3 separate regions of the Mus musculus genome follow, and all the other regions are linked to region 1. A link is a loop called in an ENCODE intact Hi-C map of the cell type or tissue named here. Cell type or tissue: heart. All regions are shown on one strand. Links, peaks and the distances in the headings refer to the core of each region. The heading gives the core; the rest is flanking DNA. Region 1 overlaps Ccl28 (chemokine (C-C motif) ligand 28). Region 2 holds the start of Hmgcs1 (3-hydroxy-3-methylglutaryl-Coenzyme A synthase 1). Region 3 holds the start of Zfp131 (zinc finger protein 131).

Region 1 (10,059 bases), core at 2,348-7,347:
CTGGGCTACATAGTGAGATTCTGTTTAAAACACCAAAACAAATTTTAAAAATTCTGAGACCATGCTGGGAGCCATGGCTGAGGCCGTTTTCCTTGTGGAAAATTTCTAGCTTACATAAACAATCCTGAGAGAACATTTGTGGTCATAACAGTAAGAATGTTTGTGGATAATGAGGACACTGTAACCGTTGGTTCCAGGAGCTGAAGATTGCCACCTGACCTTTGAAGAGCCCCCGGCCTCTTCCCCCCCTCCCTTGAAGCCTCCTCTTGCTTATGCTTAAATTACCACTCCTGGATAGTTTTTCACAGCTTGATCAGTCGAATTGTCTTGCTCTCATTCTTCGTGTTTCTTGTCCCTCCCACTCTCTCTCCCCTGCCCTAGGTCCCTGCTGATTATCCCTGCAGGTCGGGGCAAGACCGAAGCACATGACACAGCTTGGGGTGCCTATTCCAAGTGGAGTAGCTAAGCAAGGTCAGTGTTGGCAAATGTGATTCAGGAAATGCTGACCCATCATCACTAAATCCTCAAATGGCCATCTAAGGAGACTGAGCTTTTGAGAAAAGGAGATCACAATTTGATAAAGATTGAGAAAATCTGTCTTGTAGCCAAATGAAGACATATTAATTGGTGGGAGGTGACTTAATAAATAAATAAGCTTATACTGTCAATAAATAAGCTCATACTGTCAAGATAGGAGCCATTTGACACAGCACAAATATGAAAATGTATTTCTTATACTAAAATCACTGTAAATTTATTACCTGCCACACACACATTACCCATCTCACCAACTGGATATCACTATAAAACAGTGTTAGAAATCGCAATGGACAGGGGTGCGGGTGGCAGCCCCAAAACGAGACAGACGTGAGCTTCAACAGTTAGCTGGAACATGCAGACCTCTCTATAGCAGTCTATCAAAGCAGTAGATGTAGCTGCCTTTGGGAGAAGGGAAGATCTGAATGTCCATGTCTAACCCACATGAAGGTACTAAGCCTACCTGAAGCTTTGGGGGAGAAAAGCAACTTCCTATGCAATGTAAAATGTGTGACTAATTTCTAAGCATTGAAACCTGATACCACTAATACACTTCTTACTCAATGCTCATTCAATCATTAAATGAAAATTTTTTTTTTACCAATTAGACCATAAATTTAGTCAATGGGAGATGCAAAAATAAGTGAAATCATATACCCCTATACTCAAGAGTCTGTAGTAAAAGCAATTTGGAACTAAAGTCTTAGGATACAATCCCACTGTCTCAGGTAATTAATTATGTTTCTGGGGGATGGTTCCCTCCTTCCCCCATGATGGTTCCAGGGATCAAACAAGAAAGCATCCGGAATACGAGATTTAACAGCACATACCTGAACAACCTTTCAGCTAAGAAAGAAATTATAATGGAACTAGAAAATATCTCGAGATAAAATAATACAACAAACCTTGTAGAATATCACCAAACATCACTGCAAAAACAAAACAAAACAAAAAACAAACAAAAAACCCCAGCACACTTGTCTCAAGAAGCAGCTAAATTAAAAGAGAAAGACTTCAAAGAACTTACCGCAAATGCCCACCAATAAATGCTCAATCAACAGTAGGACCTCATCCGAGTGTAGTAAAGGATGTGTTTGGTACCGATAAAATCACAGATACTAAAGCCTACAATGTAAAAAAGCACAAGGCCTTCAAGCAAGTCCATTTGCATCCTGTCTTAAGAGTGGAGAGGCCCTGGGTGGGTAGGGGAGCAGGGCAGGGGGAGGGTATAGGGAGCTTTAGGGGATAGCATTTGAAATGTAAATAAAGAAAAAAAGAGTGGAGAGGCCCACAAGGTCTCATCTCTCCCAGATGACCCATAGTCAGTTAATGGTTGCTGGGGGAAGGAAAGACACCTTTTCCAGTGGGGCAGCCACTAGTAAGGTACTCATTGTTCTATAAAGAACCCTGGCTAGCCGTGGTGGCGCATACCTTTAATCCCAGCATTTGGGAGGCAGAGGCAAGTGGATTTCTGAGTTCGAGGCCAGCCTGGTCTACAGAGTGAGTTCCAGGACAGCCAGGGCTATACAGAGAAACCCTGTCTCAAAAAACCAAAAAAAAAAAAAAAAAAAAAAAAAAAAAAAAAAAACAAACAAAAAACAAAAAACAAAAAACAAAACAAAAAGAAACCTAAAGAAACTCACAATAGGAGGAAAGGACATGATTGGATGAGGATGAAGAGCAGCAGTCTCGAAAGGTGGTGGGAGTGCATGTAGTCAAATATGTGTGTCACAATGAAATAGTTACAATATAATAAACATATGCAAAAATGGAGGGATAAGAGTTTCAATTTAATGTATTTTTTATATTCCAAGGAACATAGGTTATACAAAGTGTCCCCAAATATCTTAATTATATATCTACGTAAGTCCATTTACAAAAAGTCTTCAAAAACGTGTAAACTATGCATTCTAGTTAATAACTGTGTTTAAACTTTAACTATACACGTGAAGGGCTGGAGAGATGGCTCAGCAGTTAAGAACACTGAGTGCTCTTCCAGAGGTCCTGAGTTCAATTCCCAGCAACCCACATGGTGGCTCACAACCATCTGTAATGATATCTGATGCCCTCTTCTGGTATGTCTGAAGACAGCTACAGTGTACTCATCATATATGTAAAATAATTAAATAAATAAAATCTTTAACTATACACGTGATACAAAGCATTTGTTGTTCTTCTCAGATCCACTTCTCAAAGGAGGAAAATGATCATTTCCCAGAGTAGACCATCATACACCAGGATCTTGCAATTTGTTTGGAAAATATTTTTCTAGTGGCCACCATATGACAGACTTTCAATTTGAAATATCTGCCCAGTAGTCCAACAGGGGGCTGGCAGATGGTCAAGTTACTGTAACCTACTAAGTGAGTATTGGGCAGGGGACATAGCTTATTGGTAGAAAGCTTGCCTAGTATTAGAAAATGCTGGTGTACTGGGTAGTTTTGTGTCAACTTGACACAGCTGGAGTTATCTCAAAGAAAGGAGCTTCAGTTGAGGAAATGCCTCCATGAGATACAACTGGAAGGCATTTTCTCAATTAGTGATCAAGGGGGAAAGGCCTCTTGTGGGTGGTGCCATCCCAGGGCTAGTAGTCTTGGTTCTATAAGAAAGCAGGCTGAGCAAGCCAGGGGAAGCAAGCCAGTAAGGAACACCCTCCATGGCCTCTGCATCAGCTCCTGCTTCCTGACCTGCTTGAGCTCCAGTCCTGACTTCCTTGGTGATGAACAGCAATGTGGAAGTGTAAGCCTAATAAACCCTTTCCTCCCCAACTTGTTTCTTGGTCATGATGTTTGTGCAGGAATAGAAATGCTCACTAAGACAGCTGGTTTCCATCCCTAGTAAAAAACAAGGTAAGTGCTCAGTGAGATGTGTTCAAAATGCTATGGAATCATAGCTGAAAGAAACCATCCACAAAAGTAGAAACCATGCATACATTGCAGAACCCACTTTGTGTGGAATGCCCAGAGCAGGCTAAGCTATGAAATGAAAAGTAGATTCACGGTCACTAGAGGCTGGGAGGAGGAAATGGGAATGGTTGCTAACAGGAACAGGATATCCTTCCGTTAATTATATCTAATGCTATAATTAGAGCAATGAAAGATTCACAAATGTGATTATATCAAAAATCCCTGAGTCCCACTTTAAAGTGATGAGTTCTGGTGTGTAGACACTAATTGTAGTTGTTTATTAATACACTGATTTTCTAAAATCACTTGTTCTTCTAACTACTAATTCTCCCAGTCATACTCTTGCTATCCCAAATTACAATAGAGTTTGACCTTGTATCCATCAGCACACTTATCTGTCTCACTATATGTGCTATGGATTGACTGGAGTATCCCTTACAAATTCATGTTTTGAACGGTTGGTCCCCAGACGATGGCATTATTTTGAGAGGTGATGGAGATTTTAGGAGAGGGGACCTAGTGGGAGGAAGTGAGTTACTGAGAGCATCCTGTCCTCTCTGCTTCCCGTGTGCCACAGCGTGAGTGGCCTCTGCCATGTGGTCCCACTGCAGTCATGCCTTGTCACAGGCCCTGAGTCAACAGAGCCAAGGACTACAGACTGAAACCTCAGGAACCGTTAAACAAAATGACCAACTTTTTCTTTTAAGTTGAGTTTCTCAAGTATTGATCACAGGAACAGTTTAAAAAAAAAAAAAGCCTATTTGATTATACGGCTATACAGAACTCCCGGGGGTGGGGTGGGGTGGGGGTGGGGAGCCATGAAGGCTGCCAGCTTCAGAACGCTGTTATCAGTTCCAAGCAACTCTCCATCATGACACGTGCCCTTTAGAAGCATGGGAATGAGGAGTCACAGAAATTAAGGAATATGAGTTACTCAAGTGCTGGTACCAACTCAAGAAACAATCTTAAGTCAGGTAGGCCTCAGGGACCTATATCTGGTTCATAAAACTGAAATGCACTACGCATATAAAAATGTGTTAGTTCATTTGGAGACGACTTGATCTGTGAGATTAATTAAAAGGCGATAAGCAGCTAAGCTTTTAGTATATGTTGGCAGTTATGACCAGTGATGTCTTGATATGGTCCAAAATACAAAAGACCAGAAATAACTGAAGAGGCACATAGGAAGTTGGGTGGTGAAAATGAATGGTTTAGAGTGGATGAGGGCAGTGTCAAGATTCTATTGGATGACACTGCCCCCTAGAGGTTCTCATATGCAAAGTCCTGCCAGCATTTTCAGAAAGGGGAAAAAAAAAAAAAAAAACCACTCCACTGCTTGCTTTGATTTCAGTCACGACTCCAGACTTTGACATAAGAGAGATTTCGAGGTATCAAGTAGGCTGAAGAAGAGAATCATGTTTGAAATTTCTAGTGGAAAATATAGAGGGAAAACGTCAAGACACAGGTACAGGCAATGAGTTCCTGAGTATTGCTCCAGCCGCTCAAGGAGTAATAGCAAGGATTGAGACATTAGATTGCATCAAATTAAATAAGCCTCTTCACAGCAAAGAAAAATAATGGATAGACAGGCCTCATATTCTGAACAACTCTTTGCTAGCAATTCATAGAATATCCAGAATGTATACAGAAAGGAAAGAAACCAAACACTTCAAAAAAATAAATAACCCCATTAACAAATGGGCAAATGAACTCAATAGACACTTTCCAGACTAGTTTATAAATGAAACAATTGTCTGCATCTTTAGCTACTGGGGAAATATAATTTAAAGGTACAATGATATTATGTCTTACAGCAGTCAGAGTGAGAATCATCAAAAACAAAGACCATAACCAAATCGAAGCCAAAAATAAAAATAAAAAATAAAGATATAAAGGAAAGGGGGCCCGATACACTGTTGTTGAGATTCCAAGTTAGTACAACCACTGTAAAAATAGGTATGCAGGTTAAAAATCGGAACCACCACCATGTGATCCAGCTATACCATTCCTGGGTATATGCCCAAAGGGACTGAAGTCAGCACACCACAGAAATACGCAACACACCCATATATGTTGTGGAGCTATTTGCAACACCCAGGTTATGGGATCTGCCTACACCCTACCTTGTGATGAATGGAAATGTCTCCTACAGGCTCGGGGATTTGGACACTTGGTACCCAGTGGGTGGAGCTGTTTTGTGGGAGTTGTAGAACTTTAAGGAGGCAAAGCCTTACTGTACAGGAGGCATCACTGAGAGAGGGCTTTGAGAAGAGATCTCTCCCTCTCTCTCTTTCTGCCTTTGTCTTTGTCTGTCTGTCTGTCTCTCTCTGTCTCTCTCTCTCTGTCCCTCTGTGTGTGTGTGTTTCCTGTATACAGTTTAGGATATGATCTCTCAGCTTCCTGCTTTGCCTTCATGGTTTCCTTTCCATAACAGTTCCTCTCTTCTATAAGTTGCTCCTGACCACAGCAACCAAAGCTAACTAATACAGCGCACGTCAGCGGCTGAGTGGATTAGGAGGAAAATGGCATGAACATAAAAGGGGCTTGCCAGGATTGCTCAGAGTGTGAAGTGGCTGGCAGCCTGATGACCTGAGCCTGGTCATCACGGTGGTCAGAGAGAACGACCTCCTGAAAGTTGTTTCCAACCTCCACATTCGTGTCCGTGGCAAGTGTGCACCCACTCATCCTCCCATATAAAGAGATAAGTGTGATAAGATTTAAAAAGATGGTAAAGGGGATCTGCTAGAAATGTGGGTGGGAGGCAAGGAGAAAGTAAAAATTCGGATAGAGGGCTTGGATCAATGGACGCACCATATATGCATGCATGAAAATGTAATAAAATCCACGCTTTTGTACAATTAATCCATGCTAATAAAAGAATTACATGTCAATTATTCTGCAGTTACATTGTTTTTACTTAGATGACACTGTTACTTACTTTGTAGGGAGAGCTGATGATAGATAGATCAGGGAGGGTATATCTTCCCCTAACGACTATACTGACCACCATTATATAACGACCACCATTGTATGAGGCCAAATGTCATGGGACAACCATTTCCAATCATAGATTACACAAACACAGATCTTTCTGATGGAGTTAGGATTCCTCTGAAGGTAAATAGATGAAAATGTAAATCTGAGAGAAGTCTGGCGGAGTGGGCTTGTAAAGTAGTATACTGTGTAGTCTGAAACACACTAATGTGTGAACTAGCCAAAGGCTGTGAACTACCATCCTGCTCCAGCCGATCTGCTCCGGCTTCACCCACAGTGGATCCTGCAGGTGCCGGTTTGCTTTGGGAAGGACAAGGCATACCAGATCCAGGTCAGGATGTTCTTTTAAAAGTGATCTCTGAGACCTTCCTGCTGACACGAGAAGCAAACACTTTGGTCAGTTCTGGAGAATAAGTTAACAACCAATGGACAATAAGTGACTCATTTACTAGCTAAACAGAGTATCTTGTGTGGAACAGAAATCAAATATATGGAGCACCTCTAAAGCAAAAGATACTCAAGGGTTATTACACTGAAGAAGAACGGTAGGCAACTCTGTGGATGGAGAAGTCTGGGGTAAGTGTTAGGGAAGAGTAGCAGCAGGCTACCCCAAAGGCAGAGTACCTCGCGTAGTGAATGGTTGAAGCTTTAGGCTTATCCTACTTTGGTGCCATCATATGTAAAGAAGTGGAGAAGGATAAACACAACACAACACACACATTCATATAGCCACAACCAACTTGTATCAATTATAATCCATTTCCCTGTCCACTTTCCATTTCTTGTTTGGAAGCAGTGGCTTCTAGAACTTCATTATTGCAAGCAAGGCTGCAGTGAACACCAGTGAGAACAAAGCAGCACTGACTATCTGCTGTGCACTGGAGGCCGCCTTAATTAATCTTCACAGAAACTGTGAGCAGAAGCAACTGTCCTCATTCTCACGGAGCAAATGTGTAACTGATGTGCAGAAAAGTTACATAGTATTTATTCCCTGAATCAAAGGACCAGGAAATTATGGCACTGGGATTTGGATCCAGACCACCCAGGACCGTAGAAAGACCTGTGGGCCGTGCTTGGCTTGCTCTTCTGTATGTTTGCCTGGGGCTGCATCAGAATTTCCCTAGGCCACTAGTTCTCAGACTGTAACCTGCACCAGAATGATCTGGAATTATCTTAAGCCGGAGGCTACTGTTAAGTAGGTGAGACCTGAGCATGTGCAGCCCCAACAGCTTTCCTGGGGAGGCTAATGCTATTGCTCCAGAATACACTTGGAGGACCACAGAACAAATGTGTTGAATTGTTCGGTTGTAGGATTTGTGAATGCTTGCCTATACTTGACCATGCAAATAACTTTGTATTGATTATGTTTACTTACGCTACTTACATGTGGACTGGATGAGAGCTATACCTTTGACATCTTCAACATTTTGTAATGTTGCCTTGAAACTTTGCTGAGATTGGGGTGTAACTCAGTGGTAAAGTCTTAGCAGAAACAATAAATACCCGGATTCATTTCTTGGCAATTTTAAAATGTGACTTAATTTATATTTCCTTATAGATAAATTCTAAGCATTCAGATTTGTCTTTTGAATTACCAAGTACTAATTTAACAAGGCTTTAAATTAAAAAACCCAGAATTTATTTATAGGAACTTGAATTATTTTGAATACTGTCTTGGTTAGTTTTTATTGGAACTTGAACTTCAACTGAATAATAACCTTGATCAGATTGGCCTGTTGGCATGACTGTGGGACATTTTCTTGACTGCTACCTGATGTAGGAGGGCCCAGGCCACTGTGGGTGGCACAGCCCCTAGGCAGGCTGTTCTGGGGAATGTAAGAGCTAGCTGAGCAGAATCCAGTAAGTGAGCCAGTAAGTAGGGATCCTCCGGTTTTTGCTTCAGCTCTTCCTTGAGTTCCTGCTTTGATTTCCCTCAATGATGGACTGAAACCTGAAACTGTAAGCCATGTAAACGCTTTCCTCTCCCAGCCTGCTTTTGGTCAGAGTGATCTCTCAATAACAGAGAAAGCAAACCAGGACAGATACTGATCTTTTGTCAGTAGTTTAAAATATTTTTCCCCACAATAGCTTTATAAGTTTTTCTTTATTGTTTGCTATTTGTCTTAGTCAGGGTTTCTATTCCTGCACAAACATCATGACCAAGAAGCACTTGGGGAGGGAAGGGTTTATTCGGCTTACACTTCCACATTGCTGTCATCACCAAAGGAGTCAGGACTGGAACTCAAGCAGGTCAGGAAGCAGGAGCTGATGCAGAGGCCATGGAGGGATGTTCCTTACTGGCTTGCCTCCCCTGGCTTGCTCAGCCTGCTCTCTTATAGAACCCAAGCCTACCAGCCCAGAGATGGTCCCACCCACAAGGGGCCTTTCCCCCTTGATCACTAATTAAGAAAATGCCTTACAGTTGGATCTCATGGAGGCATTTCCTCAACTGAAGCTCCTTTCTCTGTGATAACTCCAGCTGTGTCAAGTTGACACAAAACTACCCGGTACACTATTTGTGTATTACTTTGAAGAAACTGTCATGATCAAAACTACTTTCTTTACAGCCAGCATTTGTTATATGTGTATTATAAGTCAGTATTCTTTTTTAAAAATATGGCTACCTATTTTCTCAGTTGTCAATAAATTAATTTTTGTCTGTAATTAATTTACAAAGAGCTAAGAAACCATTTTCCTTTTCCTAAGAGAATTTTTTTTTTGTAGACATAGTGAGCAAATTTGTGTCTTTACATTTAGAACACTGTAATAACATGATGCTGATGTGTGCATTCTTTTCTTTTAGTGGGTCAGGGCCTTACTTTCTAGGCCAGGTTGGCCTAAAATTTTGAAAAACCAGCTGTGCAAACTCTAAATTGTGCATCTCTTCAAATCTCTGACTCCTTTCTGCTATATCCAGTGTAACACATTTCTTTTTCTCGGGCTGGTTTCATTCCCTGTTAGAAACTTTCCTCAGCAGATATCCCATGGCTTTGGCATCTCTAACCTCTTGGAGTCTCTAAGGCAATATGGGTTCTACCTTCACAGCCTCACTCAATGGCCTCTCTGGGCCTTCATGCAGGGACACCCCTTCCACATTCCTGGTCTCAGCAACTTTCCTAGTTGTGAAGGGAGATTCCATAACCCCTTTCACACAATGGCCACTCTGAACCTCCATGCAGGGATACCCCTGACACATTCCTGGCCTCAGTGGCTTTCCTTAGTCATAGATGGAAATTCTGTCCTTGATTCTAAAATCAAAACCACATGGCTGAAGCTGCCAAGTTTTGCTGTTTGCTGAGGCTGGAACATGACCCCCCTTGCTCAATTACGTGTTCACAAGCTTCCTATTTTCATGGTTTCCTTCACTACCTAAGCCTGATCGTCCTGGAACTTGCTCTGTAGACCAGGCTGATGTGTATGCCTCTGCCTCCTGAGTGCTGGGATTAAAGGCATGTGCCAAGCTTGAACCTAAGCTTCTCTTCAATTGCTTATCACAAGATCATTATAAGCACAGCCACTATGCCTCAAACCTGGATTGAAGGCGTGTGTTGATCCAGATATAAAAAAACCTGTGTTATCCCACCTCAAGATTCAGATCAAAAGCCTGTGTCTTCCAGTCTTA
Region 2 (10,059 bases), core at 3,176-8,175, 50 kb before region 1:
ACAATAGTGTGTTGGCTCCTTATCTAGTCAGAGAATGAGATACTCTGTTTAATTAACTATTCAGAAACCATACCTTTTTAAATAGAATTTTGAAATCTAACAGTTAAAAACATATAACATATAAGTAATAAGGTAGATTATTTTTCACATTATTGACTTGCAATTATTAAAAAAAAGTAGCATAGTGAAGATTCTGTATTCATAATAAAATACAAAGGTTTCTCCTTTCAGCCTCAACGTTATTAAAGGTACATGCCTCTCCACAAAGCTCTGGTGAACTCCCCAAGTCTTCCAGCCAGCCAGCACCCTCAGGAGGTCCTCCTCCACTCCCTACAGAGACCACACCCCTCGGTACAAGTCCTAACAAAGTCAGGCAAGAAATCTTGTTACTATTTCTTCAATGGCTGAGTCTGACAAGCTTTGGTGCCTTGGGCAATCTCCTAGCAGAGCTCCGCACTCCATCCTGGGCTCCGTCCTAAACTAAACTTTGCCTGGCAGGTTTTAGCTACTGCAGCTTTTCAAGCTTTTCCTTTGCTGTTTAGGGTCAGCATCTGTTTCTTATGAGAAACTGTACTAAGATACTGCATATAATTAGGGTGCTGATCTAAACCCTGCAGCTCCGGTCTATCCTCATGTGCCCATGGACTCACTCAGAGCCAGATAAGTGTCTTTTGAAACTATAACTTAAAAAGCATTATTGATGCAGAGTGTGCCATCAAACTACTAAAATCTCAGCATTTGGAAGGCTGAGGCAGAAGAACTGAATCAGAGTTATCAAACAACATCCTGCATCAGACTAACAGCAAATAAATAAATAAGTAAATAAGCAAGCCACCCTGTGATTATTTCAGATTAAGTTATATGGCTACATTTTATTATCTATACTTTTCATGTTATATAAGTAAACACTAACTTTTAAATATAAAATTAGAAAGTCTCCAGACACATTAATAGCATTAACTAATTTTTAAAGGTAATATAGTTTTAGGAAAATATGGCTCCAAGCGTGATGGTACATGCCTTAACTCCCAGCATTTGGGAGGGAGAAGCAGGCACACCCTTCCAGCCAGGGTGACACAGTGAAGAAAGGAGAGGGAGAGGGAAAAGAAAAGCCCACATGGCACATACAAACTGTTACTAGCTAGGATCAAAATCGCACCCCTTAGAGGAAACACATTCCTTACGAAGCACAACGGGTGCCGTACCTGTGTGAAGGACAGAGAACTGTGGTCTCCAGGTCGGTCACCGGTTCCTCCTTCAGCCACTAGAAGTTTCAAATGAGAACTTCTTTTAAAGTCATAAGGCACTATGCAAATCAATGGCTTCAATTCAAAGAGTTACAACCGGGACTTCCTTATCTATACTATATTAAACAAAACAAAACAAAAAAAAACCCAATTCAACAAATGCAGTACTTAAAGTTCATGGACTGCTTGCCTTTGGGTAGTCTTATGGTGGCAGGTTTGGCTCTGCTGAGGAACCAACATCACCTCACCATTCAGACTGCGAACGGACAAGGATCTGGGAGAGGGATAGTCTTCTCTATAAACATGGGTCACCAAGATTCAAGGATGAAGAAACAGAAGTAAGCTCTAGAATCAAGGGACCTACAGCTTCCAGAGTTTGCTCTACACTAGGGAGTTTTAGCAGTAAGTTGTGTCTCTTGGAATCTCAACTTCCAATCACCTGTAAAATAAAGGAAATACCCAACCCCCTTCTCTTCCCCCGCTTACTCTGAGAAGATAAAACATGTGGGGCCGGGCGTGGTGGCGCACGCCTTTAGTCCCAGCACTCAGGAGGCAGAGGCAGGCGGATTTCTGAGTTCAAGGACAACCTGGTCTACAAAGTGAGTTCCAGGACAGCCAGGGCTATACAGAGAAACCCTGTCTCGAAAAACAAAACAAACAAAAAAAAAAAAATAGCTTACTGTTTATTTTTTGTCTCAAATTATGCTACGGTCTCTGTAAATTAAGCAGGCCAAATCAAGACCATGTCTCAGTAGGGTAAAAAGTAACATTCCTTCCCTGGGTTGAGATAGAGTAACTTACTAAGGCCTTGAAGCCAGACTGTAGTTCGTATCAAAGGCATTTCCTCTGAAATGTCACTATACCCCTTTTCTACTTATTTTTGCAGTGCTGGGATCAAATCTCAGGCCTCCTTTAAGCTAGTCAAACACCGGCCACACCCTCAGTCCTCTTTCTATTTTGATTAAACTAGAGAAAAAAAGACTCGCAAAGAGAACCTGAACACACTAACACAAGAAAGAACTTGAGAGGGCTGTAGGGCTAATTACAGGCAACATACAGGACATCCATATGATCTGGAAGAGAGAAGAGAGGCAGTAAATGGCACTTTGGAGAAAACCCTATCAGAGAATTGTAAACAGCCACACATACCACAACAAAGGCTTGGAGACCTGCAAATCACAATACAGGCATTCTGAATTTGGCCCAGACTAATGAGACCATCTAGAATTGATACTACTTTCTTTGCCGAAATTGACTCAACGGGTCTTCTCCTTTTAGCTCACTTCCCAGCCTTGATTCAAACAAAAACACAGATAAGCTAATCTAGCACACCTGGTACTTGATTATTGTAAGCAGTTACTGGCTGATCTACTGCATTATTGAAGAGAAACCAGGATATTTAGAGCGTTCATCTTCCTTTAGGAGCACATAAGCAAACATTGTTATAAAGTCTTTAACCTCAGCTATACACGTATACAGCTCTCTTCTCAGTCATCTTTTCTACAAAACTTCCCTAGATAAACCAGTTTTCTAATCAAGGACCTGTATTCCTATTCAAACCGTCATTCACACTTAAGTCACCACAGCCTACGCCATTGAAATATTAGTTATGAACAGTTTTTCTATCTGCATTGGACAACATATTTTGATTCCTTTTGTTTCTTGAGACACGGTCCCTGCGTAGGTCTGGCTGCCCTGGAATTCACTGTGTGGACTAGGCTGGCCTTGAACTTGCAAAGATTCAAGTTCTCTTGAATCTCTTGAGTACTAAGATTAAAGGTATGCACCACATCCAGCTATCTGATTTTTTTGAACTATCCTTCTGAGCAGTGGTAGAGACTTAAGAGTATAGAATACTTAAAGGTGGGCTGGGGAGATGGCTCAGTGGTTAAGAGCACTGACTGCTCTTCTGAAGGTCCTGAGTTCAAATCCCAGCAACCACTTGGTGGCTCACAATTATCCGTAATGAGATCTGACATCTTCTTCTGGAGTGTCTTGAAGACAGCTACAGTGTACTTACATATAATAATAAATATATCTTTTTTTTTAAAGAATACTTAAAGGTTGGGTGAATTTGGAATTAGAATAATCCAAGGACTTCTTTTTAGATTCAAATGCCTATTTATTAGTAAGTTTTGCTATCACTTTTGAGATAAGAGAAAGTATAAGGCCAAACAGTGCCTAGGAGTTTAAAGAAATTGGCTTCCTACCACTATGGTTCAAAGCAAAGGGTAGGTCTGAATCATGCTCAGATCCTAATCTGAACATTGTTAGGAGCCCAAATGGAATCAGAGCATCTGCCAGTCTTCCACTAATTCTCACAGGAACCCACAAGTAACCATAAACCCAACAAGGGGTGAACTTTAAAAGGTTGGTTTCTCTTTATTGCTCCGTTGACAGACATTAAGCAAACATCAACAAGTGCCAAGCATTAGGATGAGCAGATTAAGACTCCCGAGCTATTATGTAGCCATTCATTTGGTAACACGTTTCTCAACCTTTTTAATCTAAAAGTGACACAGCTGTCTGCTATATGGCTCTGTCAGACCAGCCATCAAGTACCAAGGCTAGGCTTTATTCTAAATGAAGCAATTGTCACTTTCGACTTCTTTGCTTACATAAATACAAAAATGTATAAACAGATGGGCAGTGGTGGTGCACACATTTAATCCCAGCACTTGGGAGGCAGAGGCAGGAGGATTTCTGAGTTCGAGGCCAGCCTGGTCTACAGAGTGAGTTCCAGGACAGCCAGGGCTATACAGAGAAACCCTGTCTCGATAAACCAAAAAAAAAAAAAAAAAAAAAATTGTATAAAGAGATTCTTAAACACAGTTCATTATCTCCTTCAACCACAAATTCAGTTCTCCTAGATAATTAGAAGTCCAGCCAGGCATTAAATCATTCCAGACACCTATGTTCCATCCGTGTCTTGGGATTTTCTATTTCTTCTAAAAACAATGTCTCTAAAATCTCAGTTAAAAACAAAACAAAACTCAGAAATAAGTCCATCTGTTAATGATATGAATAAGCAATCAGGAGGGATATTTGTGAAAAACAAAAAACAAACATTAAAAGCAAGGCCCAGATGACTTCAAACATCATCTTTATACTCCCTCTTCCCCAGTGTCAGAGAAACCCGAGAGAACATTACACTAAAGGGAAACTTTGCTAATTTAGGAGAGCTACATCCACAAAAAGACAGCCTCTCTTTCTTTTCACGAGACAGGCTATGCTTACTCTCCATCTCCATGCAAAACTAACTGAAACTTTAAAAGTCTGACCAAAGAACATGCACTGTTGAGAAGGCTCAACCTGCAGAGAGTCACTTGCAGATATCTGTGGAGGACTTTCAGCCTTGTCTCCAGTCTGATGGAATCTGCACAATAAAAATTTAAACCACAGCATGGAAGGAAAAAAAAAAATCTGTAACTATGAGTAGTCTGGTTTGTTAATGTTTGGCATGCCCTTGCTTCTCAAGATTCAACCCTAAAATACAGCAAAGGTTAGCAGCCATCGCACCAGCAGGAGGGAGGTTGCAGTAGAGGTGGGTAGAGAAAACAGGCAGAGATGGCCTGAGGCCAAGGCCACAGGGGCAAGCTTGGCAAGAAGGACAACCTCCTGCCACCTACTCCCCAATTCCCTCCTCCAGAATGTTGCCAAGCAATTCTTTCCCTACCACTGGTCAAAGAAGGTCATGTTTCCAAAGACTTCCATACACCTTGCTTTGAAACTTCCATGACTTAAACCAAAGTCTGTGTGCCGGTTGGGCCATCACATCTTTATAACACTTAAGGCTGGCTGTTATTAACAGTAGTAGACGAGAACATCTTAGCAGAAAGGGAGGGGGAGGGGAAAAGTGAGAGGGAGGGGAGAGAAAGGGGGGAGGTGCCGAGCTCACTAATCTTTGCTTTTCAGCAAGCCACGTACCAAAGGGGTCCAGGCCATCAATCCTTGGCTAGGTCTAAATCACAATTGTGATTTCTTGCACCCGAATTGGGGAGAAGTAACACTGCCCACTTTCCCTCATCAATGCTGTAAGTGGAGGCAGGACACACCCCCTGCCAACCTACAACCCTCCCTCTGAGCCTGAGCTTCCCCATCCCTTTGGGGTCCACCATTAACCCGAGGGTCGCTCTGACACCCCAGCTCCCTTCTGATCCCCTGCCGACGCCTCCACTTCGGTGGTCACAGGCACCTCTAAGGCGACTCCGGCTTCTGACTATGTCATCAGAACACGGAGCCCTCAACGCCCTCTGCCTTCTCTGCGCGTCCCGCCGGCGCACAGTGGAGTCCGGGTCCCCTCCGGAGTCCCCAAGCCCTCAAGCTCCCACACAAGCTCGCTCCCAGCGCCCCATCCTCCGGGACCCGGCTCACGCCTTAGCCCAGACCAGAGCGCAGAGCCTTCCGGCCTGGTCAAGGACACCGCCTCCTCCCCGCACACGCCGCCCGCGGCCTCGGCCTTTGGCTGGCCGGCCCCGCGCGGGACACTCACCCAAAGGGGATCAGACCCTGGAAGAAGAACGAGCAAAGCAAGGAGACCGCAGACTGTGCCTCCCGCCCTCCGCAGCTTTATAGCCACCGACCCACCCGACTCGGGCAGCGCCGGGAGGGGACAGAGGGCGGGACAGCGGCTACCTCTGCCAATCCCGGGACTCAGAGTCGCTCGGGAGCGCCCGCCCCCCGATCCGCTTTCAGCCAATGAGAGGCGGGGACTCGCTAGGGTTTTCCCTCGCTGCCGGAAGGGCGGGGTAAGGGGTGGGAACAAAGTCCGAGGACCTGGGAAGTGGGGTGAGACGGTGACGTAGGGTGGCCCGAGAACAAGCCTGCCAATGGCGGGACGGCGAGAGACGGCGAGAGCCAACGGGAGCGGAGTGAGAGGTTCTCCGACCAATTGAAGGTCAGTGAGAGGAGATAGAGACCAATGGCGACTCGGCGTCCCACTCCTGGGGAGAGATGGTCAAGGGTGGGAGGTGAGTTGGTCCCCCGCTTGGGAGGCTGTCAGGTTGCCTAGCAACCACAGCTCGGCTTCACCTGTAAAATATTTGAAATACTTGATTTGAATTCAGTCGTGACTCTTTTCTAAGTTTCCAGAGCAGCAAATTGCATCTGCATCACAAGTTTTAGCATAATGCTTCACCCAGAATTTCTAAATTTGTAAGTATTCTTAAGTGTCCAATTTAAACTACCTTGGCTTTTATAGAAACTGCGACTGAGACAATAAGTAAACCTAAAAAACGATATTTTAGGATATAGGAGTGAATAAGAATGATGCAGGGCTTGTCTGAGAAGGAAGGTTTATACAAATCAGTGTTTGTTGTTGTTTTGGTTTTCGTTTTTTGTTTGTTTGTTTTTTTTAATTTATTATTTTGGCACTTGGTCCAAACAGAAACTGTACTGCTTAGCTTTGTTGAGGTTGAATGACTGAGGTTCAGAACTGTATTACTAACTCTTCGTCCTTTTTTTAATCATTAAATACATTTTTTTAAAAAAAACTTTTATTGGATATTTTCTTTATTTACATTTCAAATGTTATCCCCTTTCCTGGTTTCCCCTCCGAAAAACACCCTCCCACTATCACCTCCCCTCTCCCCCTGCTCACAAACCCATCCACTCCTGCTTCCTGGCCCTGGCATTCCCACACTGGAGCATAGAGCTTCCATAGGACAAAGGGCCTCTTCTCCCACTGATGTCCGACTAGGCCATCCTCTGCTGCATATGCAGCTGGAGCCATGAGTCCCACCATGTGTGCTCTTTGGTTGGTGGCTTAGTCCCTGGGAGCTCTGGGGGTACTGGTTAGTTCATATAGTTGTTCCTCCTATGAGGCTGCAAACCCCTTCAACTCCTTGGGTCCTTTTTCTGGTTCCTTCATTGGGGACCCTATGCTCAGTCCAGTGGATGGCTGTGAGCACCCACTAAGGTATATTTGTCAGGCACAATTCTTCTTATGTTAATTCCATTACCCCTCCAAGAACTGTGGATAAGGGCTATTGATAATTCATTGTTTCTTAGCACTACTGCTGTGTGAAGTTTATTGTACACTACAGATGCTAACTTGCTAAGCAAAACAGGCCTTGCCCCAAAGGGAATGAGAGGTGTCATTGTATTTGTTTGGTCTTATCTGAGCTAAATATGGGTAACCATGGCTGGAAACATGAGTATGTGTTTCCCCGAAAGATGTGTTCCACTACAAAAGAAGCTGTGTGAACTGTTAGAGCTTTAGAACAAAAACAGTAAATGCATTTACAAAATGCATGGTGATAATGTCAAGTATGGAGTTACAGTGTTCAGGAAAAAAGTCTGCTGGAGGCCTCCTGTGCTATGTGGTGACATTTTTCATTTGGGTTGGTGAAAAGTAGTTACCTGCTTTGTTACTACATTTGGAAGCTGTCATCTGATAGTCAAAAGGAGAGCAGGTCAGAGATACAGAGGAGGGTGGTGAGGAGCTATAAGGTGTGGAGGGATTATCTTAAGGTCCTTTTGGCCCTGGGTCATCAACATTCCAAGTCCCCCATAAACACAAAGTTCTAATCAGCCAGACTACAAGATCTTCAACTCTTTTGAAAAATATTGGTTCACATGATCCCATAACACAGTCTCAACAGTAAAGTATCAAAATATGTTGGATATGGAACCACTGTGAAGGAATGGCCTAAGTTACTCAGAGAGCAGGGGCCATTCAATCAACTGCCATTATTCCCTCATATTGCTCTTGATACCCATTTTATCCTAGAATAAAACAGCTTAAAGCTACTAGATGATAAACAAAGAGAAAGGCCTTGCTTGGTTGTGGTAAGCAGCATTTTGGGTGGGGCCGGGGAGCTAAATTTCCTGGCTAATTGGAATGTTTTGAAAGGCAGGAAGGATAAACACAAGAAAGAAGAGCTTTGTTCTTGAAAAGGGATTTCGAATAATTCTAAGTGTAGAGTGAGAAAAGACTAGCCATCATGAGGACAAACATCTCCCACCAGGCACACAGTGCCCTTTTGATCTAAGTAATTTTCAGTTTAGCAAGGCTGAGCAATGAACAACAAAATAGAATAGTAAGGGCTGGGTGTGGTGGCGCACGCCTTTAATCCCAGCACTTGGGAGGCAGAGGCAGGCGGATTTCTGAGTTTGAGGCCAGCCTGGTCTACAAAGTGAGTTCCAGGACAGCCAGGGCTATACAGAGAAACCCTGTCTCAAAAAAAAACAAACAAACAAACAAAAAAAAAAACAAAAACAAAAACAAAAAAAAGACTCAAAGATTTTATAAAATATTGGGCTGGAGATATGGCTCAACGGTTAAGAGCACTGACTGCTCTTCTAGAGGTCCTGAGTTCAATTCCCAGCAACCATATGTAACGGCTCATAACCATCTATAACAGGATCAAATGCCCTTTTCTGGTGTATCTGAAGACAGCTACAGTGTACTCATATAAAATAAATAAATAAATCTTTAAAAAAGTCAAGATTTTATAAAATATTATAGTATCTTACACTAGACTAAGAAAATACCAACTGTTATACAAATGATGGCACTATATGCATATATTTATTATGCAAAAGGCTAAGTTTTATTTTTGTTTTTTTTTGTTCTTTTGTTTTATTTATTTTTTGTTTTTTTAAGTTTTCTTCCAGAAATATTTTAATAAAAGTTGGCCTTTTCCAAGAAACACCTATTACATGTTCATCAGTAAATAAGAACTGGAACAAAATAGAAAATTTACCATATGGCTATGATTTAAAGAAAAAAAATGCAGACCCTTACTCAAGTCTGATATTCAACCAGATTTTTTTTATGGACTCCATCAGGGACCCAGATAGACAGCAGGACAGATAGACAGCAGAACAGAATGTGGTTACAAACAGGTCTCCTGAGGTCCAAGGCCTCACAGAAGCACCTCCTCAAATGCATTCCAGGTCTGAGGGGTGGCTTTAAGATAATGCAGAATAATCTTGACATGACATGTATATGTACACATGAACAATGAAAGTTCTGCAGTCCCCCACATACTCTGAATCTGATAACACATCTAGACTCTCCCTTACTTTTCTTTAAACAATAGCCAGAACTGGAATCAAAGATAGAGTGAAGGCAAGGTTTGGCTTGGTTTTGTTTTGGAGGATTTTTTTTCTTGTAGGGGGATTTTTTTGTGATTTTCTTTCTTTCTTTCTTTCTTTCTTTCTTTCTTTCTTTCTTTCTTTCTCTCTTTCTTCCTTTTTCTTCTTTTCCTTCCTTTATAAATATAAATAAAACATAAAAAATTTCTAACTCAAAAAAAATTTTTTGAGTAGTTCAACAGAAGTCCTTCACGGTGTTCTAGACATTTACAGGTTGTGTCACAATTTAAAATTGAAGGGTAAAAATGGAAATTTACAACTGTTTGGTAGTCACATGTCCAAAGAACAAAGTTCTGGAAATACCTTTTATTCAGTTAAGACTTGAATTTTTCTTCAAAGCATAAAGGCCAATACCCTGGTTATGACTTGTTAACAGTTAATAGCTATGTTCTATCTATTAAGATGTTCAGGGCCGGGCGTGGTAGCGCACGCCTTTAATCCCAGCACTGGGGAGGCAGAGGCAGGCAGATTTCTGAGTTCGAGGCCAGCCTGGTCTACAAAGTGACAGGACAGCCAGGGCTATACACAGAAACCCTGTCTCGAAAAACCAAAAAAAAAAAAAAAAAAAAAAGATGTTCTGCAGGCAGTGGTGGTGCACACCTTTAATTCCAGCACTTGGCACTTGGGAGGCAGAGGCAGGCGGATTTCTGAGTTCGAGGCCAGCCTGGTTTACATGGTGAGTTCCAGGACAGCCAGGGCTCGAGACAGAAAC
Region 3 (10,059 bases), core at 2,195-7,194, 150 kb before region 1:
GGGCCTTATTACTGTTAGAAGAATGCAGAAGCCCAGGTTCCCCTTAGTCTCCATGGACTCCCAGGGAGAGGGCTTTAATGAACACTGGGCAACAGTAGGTGCTCTGGATGCTCAGGTGTCTGCCCTGAAACCACAGGGAAGCTATTCTCATTCTTGTCAGGTAAAGAAAGTCCCAATTGAGCCGGGCGTGGTGGCGCACGCCTTTGATCCCACTTGAGAGGCAGAGGCAGGCGAATTTCTGAGTTCGAGGCCAGCCTGGTCTACAGAGTGAGTTCCAGGACAGCCAAGGCTACACAGAGAAACCCTGTTTCAAAAAGCCAGAAAAAAAAAAAAAAAAAAAGAATGTCCCAATTGTCCAATTGCCCACTGGGCTACTGCTGATGTAACAACCAGAAGACAGTTGAGAGTCTTGGCCTGCATGACAATCCGGAGACGGCAGAAACGTTGGTTGGCGTGAAGGCACAGATGGAGCCAAGGCATCATTTCTGGGATGCTTGGCCTGAGCAGTAGATTTTTTTTTTCTCTGAAAGTTTTCAATCCTCCTTTCCTGTTCTTTTGGCCAGATAAGTTAGGTTTTTATTAGTTTTTTGTTTTGTTTTGTTTTGCTTTTTTTGGCTGTGCTCACTAGTTCATTCCTAGCTTCATTGGTCGAAAGTCTGGATACAAGAAGCAAACAAGTAAGCCGGAAACCGCTGTCAGGTTCTGAGGTTCCCAGATCAGTTTCTTCTTCTCCGCTTCTGCCAGATTCCTTATGTTTGCTATTTCATAGAACAGGAAGGGTTTTCAGTTGTTTTTCGTGAGATGGAGAATCATAACAACTTTCTAGAAGTGGAAGTTTTAATATTCATTTCGCTTTTTAAAAGCAATTCAATAGGGGCTGGAGAGATGGCTCAGTGGTTAAAGAGTGTTTGCTGCTCTTCCAGAGAATCCAAGTTCAGGGCCCTGCACCTACATTGGGTGGCTTATAACTACGTGTAACTCCAGCTGCCCTCTTCTGGCTTTTGTGGACACACACACACACACACACACACACAGCATACACAGATAAATGCACATAAAAAAGTAGTACATTTATTTTTTTTAAAAGCACTGCACAATATCTTGTATTCTTGATTTTACTAGCAAACCATGTGAAGGCCTCATCTAAAGGCATTGTTTAAAAGATGTGTTTGAGATTAATATCATAGATACTTTTCATAAAAAGTTCCCAGTAAAAAGAAGTAAAACTTTGTCATTGTTAAATCTTTTCTTACTTTCCTTTCTTCTTTTCTTCTTCTTCTTCTTCTTCTTCTTCTTCTTCTTCTTCTTCTTCTTCTTCTTCTTCTTCTTCTTCTTCTTCTTCCTCTTCTTCTTCTTCCTCCTTTTTTTTTTTTTTTTTTTTTTGCCAGTGTCTCATTGTGCATCGCTGGCTGGCCTGGAACCCACTATATAAATCAGGCTAGCCCCGAACTCACAAGAATCTGTTTTTATCTGCCTCCCAAGTGTTGAAATTAAAGATGTGTGTCACCATCTTAAACAAAGTACTAAAAAGAATTTGGAGACAAAAGGAATGCAATACAAAATTTAAATACAGAGTGAGGCTGAATAATAAAGTAAAATAAAATAGCAAAAAGGGTAAATTATGAGCCAACTTTAGATCTGAATGGATACATACAAAACAATAAAATAATATTTACAATATTGAGATTCACACGTGAAAGACACAAAGGGGAGGAGAGTGCAGGAATTAGAATGTCCCCACAACTTCCTGTTGTACAGAAGACAGCAAAAATACCAAGTCAGGTAGATGTTTTAAACCATGGAGTAAGATGTAGCTTTGTTGGTAGAGCATTTGTTTACAGTGCATGAGGCCCAGAGTTCAATGGCCAGTGCCTTATAAAACTGGTCATGATAATATATGCCTTTCAAAGCCATTTGGGAGGTGGAGGCAGGAGGATCAGTTCAAGTTCATCCCTGAGGCCGTAAGGGGATGAACAGAGAACAGATACGTGTCTATACTGAAAAGCTGGGGTCAGATAGGCTGTGCATACTCTGACTGAGTGCCACCATCTACCAAGCAATCCAGGCCCACGCCTGTTTAATATGCACACCGGGAAAGGTTAGTTAGTCTTCTAGTGGAAGGTCACTATAAACTGTTTCATAAAAGAGCCCTCCAATGTAGAGGAATTTTAACCCAGCAACATGGCCGCTGTGTCATTCCAGCCAGACCACACAGACCTAGGCCTTTGGATGAGATCTCCTGCCAAAGCAGCCATGTTGCTGGCTTAAAATTCCTCTGCACTCCAAGATTGAAACATCTCATCCTGGGCTGGGGAGATGACTCAAAGGTTTAGTGCACTGACTGCTCTTCCAGAGGTCCTGAGTTCAAACCCCAGCAACCACATGGTGGCTCAAAACCATCTGTAATGAGATCTGACATCCTCTTCTGGTGTGTCTGAAGACAGCTACATGTACTTACATATCAATCAATCAATCAATCAATCTTTGGGCCGGAACAAGCCAGGTCTGAGTGAGAAGGAAAAAGAAAAAAGAAAAGAAAGAAACATCTCTACCTCGAGCAGGAAGGTAAACAGCTCAAGAGAGCATCTCTGAAAAAGATCACTTTCCTCACTAGGCCCCTTCCTGACAGCGTAAATAATAAAAGCTGAGAGGCCCTCTCGGAGGAAGCAAGCAAAGATGCCGGAGAGAAGCAGAATCTAGCTGAGCTGCCTGAAAAGGGCGTCAATTAACTGAGACACCTGAGAGTGCATGTGTTGAGTTGGACTTTGCTGGTATCTGTACTTTTGGCACAGATGAACAGCTCTTGTGTGCCCTGGCCCCACTGTATTGTTCTTTGCACATGTGTGGGCACCCCTGCTCATGTGAGGAATCACATTCCGTCCCTCTTCCACCTTATTCATCTCTTAATCAAGCCCAAAACTTGCTGATAAGGTTAGTCTTGCTAAACAGCCCACTGTGGGAATCCCATTTTTGCTTTGCAAGTCTGGAATTACAGGAGGGACGCCACATCCTCTTGGCATTTATGTGGGTTTCTGGCGATTGAGACATCCCCAGTAGCCAGCCTTCCGCTTTAGAAACACCCTTCTCTCATGTCCTTCTTATCTGTTTTCCCACCTTCCTCTTGCTGCACTTTCTTGGCCCTTTCAACATTTTTTTTCAAGTATATAAACAGATACTTTCCAAGGGATAAACATTGTTGCTTCCACTTGGATGCTTTATGCACAGAAGCTTCAAACTTCCGACTAGGCAAATATCCAAAAATGAATGTTATGGCCAGACACAAAGGAGCAGGCCTTTGATGCCAGTGCTAGGGAGGCTGAGGAAGGTAGATTTGTGAGTTTGAGGTCATCCTAGTCTACATATCAAATCCCAGGCCAGTCAGGGCTACATAGTGAGACCCTTTAAATACATGAATGAATGAATAAATAAATAAATAAATAAATAAATAAATGTTAGGAGCAGGGTCATGGAAAGTGTTGTGTTGGGAAGCTCAAATTCTAAAACAGAAATGTCTTCCACTTAACCAACTCAAACATACAGGGAAGCAGCCCTCCATCCTGGAGTTTCCCCCAAAGCTTATTTTTATATGTAATTTCTTGTCCTAAGAAATAGTGTGAATAGGGGCTGGAGCGATGGGCTGGCGATTAAAGAGAAACTTGCTGCTCTTCCATTTCCATAATCCATGTGGTAATTCATAAGCATCTGTATCTCCAGTTCTGGCAAGAGGCACACGCATGGTGCACATATGTACATGCAGACAAAACAATTATATACATTAATCTAGAATTTTTTTTTTTTTTTTTTTTTTGTTTTTCCGAGACAGGGTTTCTCTGTATAGCCCTGGCTGTCCTGGAACTCACTTGGTAGACCAGGCTGGCCTCGAACTCAAAATCTGCCTGTCTCTGCCTCCCAAATGCTGGGATTAAAGGCGTGTGCCACCACTGCCCAGTTTAGAAAAAAAATTTAATGGGTGTAATAACAACAATCCTAATACTAAAAACATACAGCAGACCAGTTCAATCTACAAGGCGCTAATCCGTCACTCTCGAAGATTCTTCATAAATTATCCACACACTTTAATGCTTTAGCGCTTTCCCCTAAAGAGGTTCATATAGCTAAATACTTCGTTGACATCATCGTGTCTACTTAGTTGCCCCCTCATAATGATTATCTCCATTCTCTTCCTGCTGGACTTTAAGGATTCCACTCCTAAAATGTTAAAAAGATCGGATATCTTGGACCCTTAAGGCTGTCGCGTGCCTGTCCCAGCAAAAGGAACACTGTGACCTTCAAGGCTGCATGTGCTGTGTTATGTCTGGCTCCAACTCACACCGCTTTGTTGGACTCTCCAGATTACCTTGTTCGTAATACCGACCTGCTGTTCAGACCTGAACCTCCGCTCAGACTAAAGTCTGAATGTAGAAAGCGCGTGTTCTCGCCCAATTCCGCGCCCCCCCCCCCCCGTTTCTTAAAACAATTACAATTAAAACAATTACAATGGCATTGCCTCAAAAACTTTTGAAGTGAATACATCCACTCTCGCACAGGACTGGACTTTCCATTAGTCTTTATTGTCCAACTCATTGAGATTACCGATCAGTACCCATTAACTATCAGAGCATTGCCCTCAGACGAGCCTTTCTTGGGATGAATGAGTGAGCCGGCCACGTGCAACTGAGTGGCAGTCCCCAGCCACTTTAGGGGCGGGTGCGGAGAGCTGGGATGAAGGAATCACAACTGGATCTCTGCAGGCTGACCGGGTTGGTGAGTCTGCAGGCACGTGCTGCCACCGCCGGGCAGACATCGGGGACAGAGAGAGAAATAGAGATCCCCGGCGCCGGAGCCTGCTCGTCCCCGCGGCCGCCGAGCCCAGGGCGCAAGTGCGTCGGCGGGACCCCTAGCTGATCGTCCGAGCGTCCCTGCCGCGGAGGTGAAGATGGAGAGCGAGGAGCTGCCTGGGTACCCGAGCAGCTGCGCCACGGGACTAGAGAGCGTGGAAAGAAAGGCACGAGGCCCCGGCGCCAGCTAGGTAAGGGTAAGGGCCCACCTCCGCTCCGGAAAGGGGGCGGGGCGGGGCGGGGCCGCGGGATATAAGCGTCCCGGGCCGCCGAGCCGGTATTCCACCGGGAGTTCGCGATCGGAAGTGCAGCTACGGGCCCGGTGGGGGCGGGCTGGCTGCCGGAGCGCAGCGTCGCCAGGGCCTCAGCCTTCCCGGTGCTCAGACTGCCTTGCTCTACTGGGAGAAGCCGCAGCAGAGCCCACGGAAGCCTTCGAAGCGCCGCGCGGGGAGCCCCGAATCCCCCCCGGGGGGGCTCCCTCCCCCCTCCCCTCCTTACTGGGCCCCAGGGGCGTGGCCAGGCTTCGCAGGGATTGGCGCTCCGGGTGCGTCCGCGTCCGGCGTGGTGACGCAGCACGTCGACGTAAGTGACGCGCAGGCCCCGGGCCGCTCCTCCTTCCCTGAGTGAGTGCCGGCCGGGTCGGGGCGGGGGGGGGGGGGGGGTAGAGGAGGGAGAGGCGCCGGAGGGAGAGGCGACCCGGGGAGTCGTTGTGGGCCGCGGGCCGGACCGGGGCCGGGGCCGCCGCAGCCTGGGCCGGGCGGAAGGCTCGGCGGGCCGTTGGGAGGCCGCCGAGGCTGTTCGGGGTCCTCCCCGGCCGGACTTGCGCTCCCGGGCGTCCCTGAGCCTCCCGGCACTGTGCCCACCCCGCTCCAGCTCGCGTCTCCAGGCTCCGATTAGGTCAGGCTCGGAGTTCCGCGGCCGCGGCTCCGGCCCGCGACGCGCGGCGGCCGCTCGGCTGGCTCGCCTTTCTTCTTCCCCAGCCTTGCTCTCGGCCTCCCCCTCCCCCTTCTCTCCCCCTCCACCCGGCACCTGGGTTTTGGTTTGGTTTCTTGTTGTAGGGGTTTTGTGTCAGCCCGAGCTCATGGGTGTACATTATCATGCTCCTCTTTTGTAGAGCACCCCGACGGCCATGGAGGCTGAAGAGACGATGGAATGCCTTCAGGAGTTTCCTGAACATCATAAAATGATCTTGGACCGATTGAATGAACAACGGGAGCAGGACCGGTTTACGGACATCACCCTGATTGTCGACGGTGGGTCGGGGTAGTGGGCAGAGGAGGAAAAATGGGGAGCTTCAGTTCTCTCTCGCTGCCCGCCTTTTTGTACCCACCCTCTCCGGGCTCTCTTCCAAAGTCGGTGGAGGGTTTGCATCAGACCCGGGAGGGCGCCTGTCAGTGCTGCTCACGTAGACCATGCCGCAGAAAGCTGGTTGGCTAGTCTGGATTTTAATCTCCTAGTCTGATATGCATCATCACATTTTAACTTCTTGCTGCATGCTCAAGTTTTATAATTGCACACTCGTTAGATAGGTGCCCGGAGGAGAGAGAGAAGATACCTCAAAACGTTTGGTCAGACAAGGAGGCAACAAGGAGGCGGTCTCAGTGTTTTTTGTTAATAAGCCCGTTCTTAGCAAGCTGCTTTGAGGAGTCCAGCACAAGAATCATTTGGGAAGTTTTCATTCTAGTTTTCCAAAATGGTGTGGAAAGGAAAGTGGATGAGAAACCACCTACACTCATTGGGGCTACACTCATACCCACTGTGAGTGACTAAAAAATAAATTGGGAATCTGCTAGTCGTGCTTGTATAGGCAAATCCAGATTAGGGTTCCTTTTAGTGAACATTGGCTTTCTAGACAAGATGTTCCTTATAATGAAAGTTTGTAGGTGTGTTGTGCCTACAGCTATATTAGGCATATTGAAAAATTTCCTGTACCAAACACACTGGCTTTGTACTCCCCCACCCCTTTCTAAATGATACGTGAACTTTTGCACTGTCATATTTAGAACTTTTATTTCATTTTATTTTCTGTGTACGAGTGTTTTGCCTGCACACGTATATATGTGCACCACTTCCATGACAGGTGTTCGAGGAGGTCAGAAGAGTGTGTCAAGTCCCTTGGAACTGGAATTGCAGACAGTTGTGTGCTGCCTTGTGGGTGCTGGGAATTGAACCCGGCTTCCCTGGGAGAACAGCTGATGCTCTTAACCACCAAACCAGTTCTCCAGCCCATATTTAGCTGTTTCAGTGGGTTTAAATGTAGGTTGCTACTTAATTGAATGGAACAGAAACTGCTAGAAGAAATTTGTTGCTTAGTATAAACTAGCTTTTACTTTGAAGTAAAGATATGTATTTTGTGAAGAAAGGATTTTAACTTTGATTTTGATGCCAGTGTGTTTTTTTCCCTCTCCATCTCTTCACCCCACCCCACCCCCTTATTTAGGACACCATTTTAAGGCCCACAAGGCTGTTTTGGCTGCCTGCAGTAAGTTCTTCTACAAATTCTTCCAGGAGTTTACTCAAGAGCCTTTGGTTGAAATTGAAGGTGAGTAGTATTTTCCACAGTACTTAGCAAAATAACTGGCTGGTTTAGCAGGGCTTCCCGGGAAATAAACACCAATAGTCACTGGTAGACAACTAGACACGTTGCTTTTTATTACTTGAGAATTCTTCCAGGAGTAAGTAATAGATGCTGGTTTCTAACAAGTCTGGCCCATTGCTAAAACCAGGGTTCACTGTCATTTTCAAATCATGCATAAATGGAAACTACCATCTTTTTTTAGTGACCTTAGACTTTAAGGATGTTAGAGATGGTAGAGATATTTTAAGTTACAGGAGAGACCTCCGTACTATCAGAAGTAGTGATATACAAATGAAATGAAATGGGCTGCTATAATTGGGGAGGACTGGGGAAGATGAATTTATAAAAAAAATTAGTAGAGAAGGGGCCATCAGTTTTTAGGTATTACTTTGAAAGCAAATGATTTTTTTTTTTTAATCCCAAATGGCAGGCCAAGTGCCGGGCATTGTGCTGTGTAGTTTGTGTCTTATCTGGGGCTCATGCTAATCTTTTGAAAAGTGGAGGTACTTTGCATATGGGGATCAGGCTCCTACAGTTTATGAAACTAAGGTTTCCTAGCTAGTCAGACATTTAGTTTGTACTATTATGCTTTTATCTTTTACTACTACAGTACTAACCCCCATGTCCCATCAAATTCTTTTTTTTTTTTTTTTTTAAAGATTTATTTATTATTATATGTAAGTACACTGTAGCTGTCTTCAGACACTCCAGAAGAGGGCGCCAGATCTTGTTACGGATGGTTATGAGCCACCATGTGGTTGCTGGGATTTGAACTCTGGACCTTCGGAAGAGCAGTCGGGTGCTCTTACCCACTGAGCCATCTCACCAGCCCCCCCATCAAATTCTAAAATCAGTTAGAAGTAAAACAGAATCTTCTTTCAGGGTTTCTATGTTTTGTGTCTTTTTAAAATAGTTTTTTTTTTTTTTAAGATTTATTTATTTATTATATGTAAATACACTGTGGCTGTCTTCAGACACTCCAGAAGAGGGCGTCAGATCTTGTTACGGGTGGTTGTGAGCCACCATATGGTTGCTGGGATTTGAACTCATGACCTTCAGAAGAGCAGTGGGTGCTTTTACCCATTGAGCATTCTCACCAGCCCCTTTTGTGTCTTTTTTACTGAGTATATATTCTTTATTCTGGGTGGGTTGCTTAGAAACTTCTCTTGGAGAAAAAAATGATAACCTAGGGGAGTGAAGACGCGAGTTACAACTCTTTCATTTTGATATATTTCAGTTAGTGTATCAGCAGGTAAATTACTTTTTGATTATAGACAGCACAGGCTTCCTGGACATACAGAGGGATTGCTAGTGAGACTCTAGCTGCCTAGATAGTACTGTTTTTGCTACCAAATAAGTCAATCAGCTTAAGGCTTGTTAAGTAGCTAAAAAGTTACTTCATCTCAGTCGTGTATTTGTCTTTTCATCTAAAAGCAGGTTAATTGGCTTATAGTGATTAGTTGAAATAATGTGCATAGAAAACCTGTCACCTGGCATATTTGGTGTATTGCCAAAGTTTAATAGGTGAGAGCTATTCATCATATTGATTAGCTGTTGTGTTATGTAGTGTGCTAGATCCAAGAGCTGAAGAATTTTATGAACACAGCATTCCTTGAAGTGCTTGAAAATGTAGCAACAGTCTAAAAGAAGAATCAAAAAGATATTAGAGCCCATTAGTGTGGGTGGTGTATTGTGATGAGGACAATAAGGTTTGTGCATTTCGGGAAGGAGTTCACTATACTAGGTGAAGGTTATCAAGAAAGGGAGGGGGAGGGGGGCTATGGTGGGTACTCCTGAGCCTGTGCACAGTCCAGGCCAAAGGCCAACATCATTGTCTTCGTTGATGGCTGTCCACCTTATTCCTTTAGGCAGGGTCTCACAGTTGCTCCCAGTACTGGCTAGTTGAGCTAGCCCTGCCACTATCTTCCCAGTGCTCTAACTCCAGGCAGGTTGCTTCATCTACCCAGCGTTTGCATAGGATCTGGGGGTCTGAACTCCAGTCCGCACACCAGGACCGCGGGGAACACTGCGCTGCCTCCCCACACCTGGCATTCGGAACCAGGGCCCAGGCTAGAGTTCTTGTTGCTAATTGAGAAAGCAGCAGAAAGCAGCACTGGAGAAAGGATTTTTTTTCTTTTGTCTCTCAGCACCTCTGACATACATCCATTATAGAGAGTGGTACACATATACTAAATATCTAAATTGCAAAATAAAATGGAAAATACTTTTTCTTGTTATTTGGTGGGGTTCAGGTATAAAAAAAGTTATCAATTATCATTTAGCCTTTAATTCTGAAATTGCTGTTTTATCCCAAGGTAAAAGTAAAGTTCTGGGCATGTATTAGAACACTTGATTTTGGGTCTTAGTTTTACTGTTTAGTAAAAGACCTTGAATGATACAGCTTCTTTTTTTAAGACTGTAAGTAGTTTTGGATTATGTCATGGACATTTGGTGTAAGAGTGGGTGCTCTTATCCTTTAGAGACTGCTTTTGTTTTTGTTTTAGCATGCAGTCAACCTATCTGGGTTCAGACACCCTCTCAGCTATGCATCCAATTTGAATTTAGTTTCAAAATCTTTATAATCCTGGCAAAGTGCTAATCCCAGTTAAAATCCCATCTCTAGGGAGATGGGCAAAAAGATGG

Evidence for each region. Hi-C counts contacts between places; a loop is a spot of excess contacts. Peaks named below come from ENCODE experiments on the same cell type or tissue, not always from the same donor. Only the 100,000 strongest peaks of a DNase experiment are listed, where the experiment ranks them.
Region 2: a loop joins it to region 1, with 2.7 times the contacts of the local background. A loop is called at or near these places in 12 of 42 quality-filtered maps.
Region 3: a loop joins it to region 1, with 4 times the contacts of the local background. A loop is called at or near these places in 14 of 42 quality-filtered maps.

The regions. Positions count from the first base shown.
Region 1 is chr13:119,635,336-119,645,394 of GRCm38, reverse strand. All of the region lies in intron 1 of Ccl28 (chemokine (C-C motif) ligand 28), which reads right to left. Among named protein-coding and RNA genes, the nearest start is that of Ccl28, 17 kb to the right of the region's middle. In heart, for the core only: a CTCF peak has its summit at 4,699 (motif pointing left); no DNase peak of the experiment used is centred there.
Region 2 is chr13:119,686,194-119,696,252 of GRCm38, reverse strand. It overlaps Hmgcs1 (3-hydroxy-3-methylglutaryl-Coenzyme A synthase 1), which reads right to left and starts at 5,902. Exons shown (of 10, transcript NM_001291439.1): 1 at 5,740-5,902. In heart, for the core only: no CTCF peak of the experiment used is centred there; a DNase peak (open chromatin) is centred at 6,032; H3K4me3 peaks cover 2,872 bases; H3K27ac peaks cover 3,424 bases.
Region 3 is chr13:119,786,181-119,796,239 of GRCm38, reverse strand. Zfp131 (zinc finger protein 131) reads left to right here and starts at 5,508. Exons shown (of 8, transcript NM_001302548.1): 1 at 5,508-5,735; 2 at 5,953-6,091; 3 at 7,279-7,380. The coding sequence starts at 5,968. It overlaps Gm46390, which reads right to left and starts at 5,969. Exons shown (of 2, transcript XM_017315657.1): 1 at 5,958-5,969; 2 at 4,551-5,867. The coding sequence starts at 5,969. The coding sequence ends at 4,698. In heart, for the core only: a CTCF peak has its summit at 5,139; DNase peaks (open chromatin) are centred at 5,079, 5,399 and 6,129; H3K4me3 peaks cover 3,092 bases; H3K27ac peaks cover 2,554 bases.